2 separate regions of the Homo sapiens genome follow, and region 1 is linked to region 2. Evidence: chromatin contacts called from ENCODE Hi-C or POLR2A ChIA-PET data. All regions are on one chromosome and are shown on one strand. The core of a region is the stretch at or near the end of the contact, and the rest is flanking DNA. Distances in the headings are between cores, read along the strand shown. Region 1 overlaps CDKL1 (cyclin dependent kinase like 1). Region 2 holds the start of ARF6 (ARF GTPase 6).

Region 1 (2,902 bases), core at 242-2,741, 440 kb after region 2:
TAAAACAATCACCACCCCCCTGAAATTTCTGTTTTGTGTAAATTTAGACTTCAAATATAATGTTAGGTTTATTTAAAGTGGAAAATACTTGCAAATGTTTTCTTAATAGGATGTGATCCATTTAAAAAAATTGAAAATATACTTTTCCAAGGAGAATTTTTTTTTTTTTTGAGACGGAGTCTTACTCTGTCACCCAAGCTGGAGTGCAGTCGTGCAATCTCAACTCACTGCAACCTCCGCCTCCCAGGCTCAAGCAATTCTCCCGCCTCACCCTCCTGAGTAGTCGGGATTACAGGCGAGCGCCACCACGCCTAATTTTTTTTATTTTTAGTAGAGACGGTTTCACCATGTTGACCAGGCTGGTTTTGAACTGACCTCAGGTGATCTGCCTGCCTTGGCCTCCCAAAGTGCTAGGATTACAGGTGTGAGCCACTGCCCAGCCAGGAGAAGAATTCTAAAAGGAACACTTTTCATTGCATGGATTGACATAAGTAATTCAGATTCCCCAGTGATGACAACTGCTGTGTGCTTCCTGGTCTGTTGGAAGCCATGATTTTTACCTTTAGGAGCCCCAGGGCAGGATAAGAGATGTTTGGGAATTTTAATTCAAGTGGTTCCTGTTGAAAAGAAAAGAGGTTTTTAATTTACAGCATGTATTCAAATTAAGGTTACCTCAAATTAAATCTTTTGATAGAAACATTTTCCTGGCACCTTCCTCACGTCCTCCACCCTTTGCCCACCCAACCTCCTGCCCAAAACAGTCTCCCTTTGCCTTTTTCACAAGCTTTCTCTCCCCACCTCCAAATCGCTTTTCCAAATTTGCTTCGTAACTACTCCCTTAACTTCCTGCTCTGATACCAATGGAGATAGCAAATTATAAATAAAAATACTAATGAAAAAAAACTTTTCTGAGCAGTTTTTTTTTTGAGGGGGTGGGGGGGCTCAAGTTATATAACTTGCCTTTCCTGAGAATAATTTTTGGCATTTATAGTGTGATTTATAAAAAGGTAGCTGGCTGGGTGCGGTGGCTCATGCCTATAATCCACTCAGGCCAAGTCTGATGGCTTGAGCCCAGGAATTTGAGACCAGCCTGGGCAACATGATGAAACCCTGTCTGTCTCTCTAAAAAAAATACCAAAAAACTAGCTGGGGGTGGTGGTGTGCGCCTCTAGTACTAGCTACTTGGGAGGCTAAGGCGGGAGGATGGCGTGGGTTTGGGAGATTGAGGCTGCAGTAAGCCATAAATGTGCCACTGCACTCCAGCATGGGCGACAGAGCAAGACCCTGTCTCAAAAAAAAAAAAAAAAAAAAAAAAAGGCAGCTCTAATTCTAATTATATAAAGGGAGCTGCAAAATAGATGTTTTTCCCCTACCCAGGTGAACAGATGCTTCTTGATTTTCTGGAATAAACACTGTTGTCTCCTCCCACTAGGGCCTGCTGCTTCCCTTCTCAGCCTGCTGTTTAAACAGTCTCCTGTGGGGCATTCGTCAATCTCCTTTTGGCCGTATAAGGCGATTTTGCGCCAGTCACGTGCTGGAGACAATCAGGAATAACACTATAAATGGGAGGAATGCCGAATGTCAGGCAGACAAACAGGCCAGTTAAAGAGACATACCACTGACAAAGGCTAATTGAGCAGAGAGGCTGAGAAAATAAGAGCCAGCCAAGCTGAGCAAAATAAGTGACTGCAGTGCATTGTGTGTATAAAAGTGGCAGTGTGTGAGCTGCCGACTGGAGTGACTGGCCAGGCTCATCTAATCAAACAGTCCTGGTGCTGTGGCCAGCTTTCACAGTACAGTATTATTTTGGACAGGCAACCAGCTCCCAATAACCAATTCTGGATTGTACACATACTAATCATTGATAAGAGTAGGAGAGAAGAGCCTCTGTTTCAGAGTTCCCTATGTCAACAGGAGAAAAAAAAAATCCTAAAGTAGGTTTGTATTAGCCCTTGACAGTAGCCCCTGTTGCACCCTCATACTTCCACTCATGCTCCATAGCTTAAATATTTCTCTTGTTCTTTCTGTCGGTTGAATCTGAGCATCACTGGGGTTTGACGTGCCATTGCTATATCATCGAGCTCTGCTGTCTCAGCAACAATGTCTGGATGAGGCCAACTGGTTGCCTGTGATACGCTGGAGCCCATCTGTGAGCGTTTCACAGCCCCAGAAGCAAGCAGGCCTCCCTCTGTCAGGGTTACTGACAGGCAGAGGGACTGGGGCACAGATGTTCAACCAGTGCAGCCCCCGCACTGCCTCTTCCTGTGTTTCTGTCAACAGGAAATCTGCAGGACAATCTCTGGGAAGCCATGGGAAGCTTCTTACATTTATGAAACCTGGGTTATTTCTGAGGCTTCACCAACAGACAAGTGAACAGGAAATCACTAGGGATATTTAGTGCACAACTGGGAATGTCCAGATCACAAGGAAGCCAGATGGGTCACCTCCCATATGTCAGGTGTCATTCCTGCCCCTCCGTCCCAGCAAGACCCACTTTGAATGCTAGTGCTACAGGAGGAAGAGGCAGTGGAGAAGCAGAAACCTTCATTGTGGGACAAGCCAAGAGGTTAGGGAACAAACAAAACACAAGTGGTAGAGACAGAACTTCCATCTGAAAACTGAAGGGTTTAGTGAGAAACTGGAGGGTTAGTTTCATTTTTAAGATACCTTCCTCAGTAGAAACTCAAGATTTCACAGACCTTAATTATGCTCTGAAATGTTTTTGATTACAATACAGGCTCATTAGAAGACATTCAAAAATATAAAAAATCATAAAGTTACCCCAAAATCCCACCCAAAAGAGATATCCACTCTTAGTATTTTGATATATATCCTTGCAGCCATTTATTTCACAAATGTAAAAAAAAAAAGCTTTGTGATTTCCCAGATGTTGTCACATTAT
Region 2 (2,935 bases), core at 241-2,740:
ATATAACCTATCTACCATTATCTAATATTTTAAATTTGTTTAATAAAAACAGTATGTTACCATATGCTGTTTATAGCATCTTGCTTTTTAAACAAAGATACCCATTTCCTGTTTTTCTCCCCTTGATATTTGAAGGTTTCACGTTATTTTAAGTCTAATTTTATCATTAACCATTTGATACAAAAATGTGTCCTTGGCAGGGCGCAGTGGCTCACGCCTGTAATCCCAGCATTTTGGGGGGCCGAGGCGGGTGGATCACCTGAGGTCAGGACTTCGAGACCAGCCTGGCCAACATGGTGAAACCCCGTCTCTACTAAAAATACAAAAATTAGCCGGGCGTGGTGGTGGGCGACCTAATTCCAGCTGCTCCGGAGGCTAAGGCAGAACTGCTTGAACCCAGGATGAGGAGGCTGCAGTGAGCCGAGATTGTGCAACTGGACTCCAGCCTGGGCGACAGAGTGAGACCCCGTCTCAAGAAACAAACAAAAACCAAAAAACCAAAAATGTGCCCTGAAGTCTTCCACATTGTATTATTTAAGCCTCACGTGAGTTAGCAAGGTCAGTTTACACGAGATAAACTTAGTAAGGTTAAGTGCCCAGATCCAGGCCATACAAGCGGTCGTTCTATATTCTAAATTCTATGCTTCTTAAAGTTAAGAATGGGTAGTAGTTAAGAAGCTACTACTAACAGTATGAGATAAAATGATATTTTAAAGATGAACAGATGTCGCATTCTAAAAAGGTGAAAACGCGGCAAGGCACAGGAACTCTTCATAATACTGCAGTTTTTAAGAAACATGGGCTGGTCTTGACGAGACCTATAGGCAGACAGGGCTCAAACATTCAAAAGAGCTGCAGAGTAAACTCAACTCCGGGAAAGCGCTGCACTGACTGGCAGATTCCACACGAGACACTGGCCTCCCACGTGTCTTTCAGGAAACATACAAAATTCAAGGGATAAAGGAAGCCAAGAAGGGGTTGCGAAAAAGGGAAAAAAAAAAAAAACAAAAGCGAACAGAGCTTCCCTGGGACGTTCAGGGAGCGCGGAGGGTGCGGGAAGGCTGGGGCGGGCGGAGGGAATTCGCAGAGCATCTGGCGGGCACCGAGGTCTGGGAACAGGCCTGGAGGCAGCTCGGTTCGTGGAGAGAGCGGGCTGCCCGTGGGCCCCACCCTGTAGGGCCCCCCAGTAGATCTGCTCCCTTGGTTCGGGTGGGCAGGGGAGGGCAGAGCGCAAAAGAGAAAAGCAGGGAAGGAGACGCTAGAAGAGCCACGGGTAGGCGCGAGTCAGAGTCCGAGGTTCGAGGGCTCTGGGCCGGCCGCATCTGCGAGCCCTCCGAGGCGCCGTAGCCCCGCCCCTCCGGCGCGTGGCGCCCATGACGCTAGGCGCGCGGGCCGCTCTCCTTACAGAGGTCGCTCTTGTCCGAACGGTCGGCCTCTGCTGCGCCTGCGTGGTCGGGAGGGGAAGTGAGGCGGTTTCCTCGGCGCCTTTTCCGGCAGCGGCGGCGGCAGAACTGGGAGGAGGAGTTGGAGGCCGGAGGGAGCCCGCGCTCGGGGCGGCGGCTGGAGGTAACCCCTTGGGCCGAGCTGGAAAGGCGGGCCACCTCGGTCTTCGCTCCTTTGTGGAGCTCTGGCAGTAACTCCCCTCCCTCTCTGTTTCTCTGCAGGCAGCGCACCGAGTTCCCGCGAGGATCCATGACCTGACGGGGCCCCGGAGCCGCGCTGCCTCTCGGGTGTCCTGGGTCGGTGGGGAGCCCAGTGCTCGCAGGCCGGCGGGCGGGCCGGAGGGCTGCAGTCTCCCTCGCGGTGAGAGGAAGGCGGAGGAGCGGGAACCGCGGCGGCGCTCGCGCGGCGCCTGCGGGGGGAAGGGCAGTTCCGGGCCGGGCCGCGCCTCAGCAGGGCGGCGGCTCCCAGCGCAGTCTCAGGGCCCGGGTGGCGGCGGCGACTGGAGAAATCAAGTTGTGCGGTCGGTGATGCCCGAGTGAGCGGGGGGCCTGGGCCTCTGCCCTTAGGAGGCAACTCCCACGCAGGCCGCAAAGGCGCTCTCGCGGCCGAGAGGCTTCGTTTCGGTTTCGCGGCGGCGGCGGCGTTGTTGGCTGAGGGGACCCGGGACACCTGAATGCCCCCGGCCCCGGCTCCTCCGACGCGATGGGGAAGGTGCTATCCAAAATCTTCGGGAACAAGGAAATGCGGATCCTCATGTTGGGCCTGGACGCGGCCGGCAAGACAACAATCCTGTACAAGTTGAAGCTGGGCCAGTCGGTGACCACCATTCCCACTGTGGGTTTCAACGTGGAGACGGTGACTTACAAAAATGTCAAGTTCAACGTATGGGATGTGGGCGGCCAGGACAAGATCCGGCCGCTCTGGCGGCATTACTACACTGGGACCCAAGGTCTCATCTTCGTAGTGGACTGCGCCGACCGCGACCGCATCGATGAGGCTCGCCAGGAGCTGCACCGCATTATCAATGACCGGGAGATGAGGGACGCCATAATCCTCATCTTCGCCAACAAGCAGGACCTGCCCGATGCCATGAAACCCCACGAGATCCAGGAGAAACTGGGCCTGACCCGGATTCGGGACAGGAACTGGTATGTGCAGCCCTCCTGTGCCACCTCAGGGGACGGACTCTATGAGGGGCTCACATGGTTAACCTCTAACTACAAATCTTAATGAGCATTCTCCACCCATCCCCTGGAAGGAGAGAAATCAAAAACCCATTCATAGGATTATCGCCACCATCACCTCTTTCAATTGCCACTTTCTCTTCTTTTGAATTTGAACTCTGGAGTTACTGTTCTACAGTTTGGCGGGGACGGGGCTTGGGGGTTTTCTCTTTTGTTTGTTTCCCTTTCTTTTTCCTTTTTTTTTTTTTTTTTTTTTTGTTGGCTTTGCGTTAGGATGCTCTGATCTGACATTTGACATGAACACAAAG

What was found. Hi-C counts contacts between places; a loop is a spot of excess contacts on that map. ChIA-PET counts read pairs that join two places held with the same protein, here RNA polymerase II (POLR2A). Pooled maps may share reads with other maps.
Region 1: a loop to region 2 is called in a pooled map, with 3 times the contacts of the local background. The contact joins the enhancer-like site here to the promoter of ARF6 in region 2. A Hi-C loop is called at or near these places in 9 of 50 pooled maps. POLR2A ChIA-PET finds 5 or more read pairs at or near these places in 3 of 52 experiments (GM10248, SK-N-SH and activated CD4-positive, alpha-beta memory T cell).

What each region holds. Positions count from the first base shown.
Region 1 is chr14:50,334,005-50,336,906 of GRCh38, forward strand. CDKL1 (cyclin dependent kinase like 1) reads right to left here. Exons shown (of 10, transcript NM_004196.7): 8 at 561-617. Among named protein-coding and RNA genes, the nearest start is that of DMAC2L, 23 kb to the left of the region's middle. RefSeq lists an enhancer at 1,539-2,160. Within about 2 kb of position 1,492, at least 26 of the 41 ENCODE cell types and tissues checked have a DNase peak (open chromatin) inside an H3K27ac peak, as active enhancers do.
Region 2 is chr14:49,891,592-49,894,526 of GRCh38, forward strand. It overlaps ARF6 (ARF GTPase 6), which reads left to right and starts at 1,491. Exons shown (of 2, transcript NM_001663.4): 1 at 1,491-1,566; 2 at 1,665-2,935. The coding sequence starts at 2,146. The coding sequence ends at 2,673. RefSeq lists enhancers at 1,051-1,150, 2,021-2,340, 2,371-2,420 and silencers at 1,241-1,630, 1,671-1,860.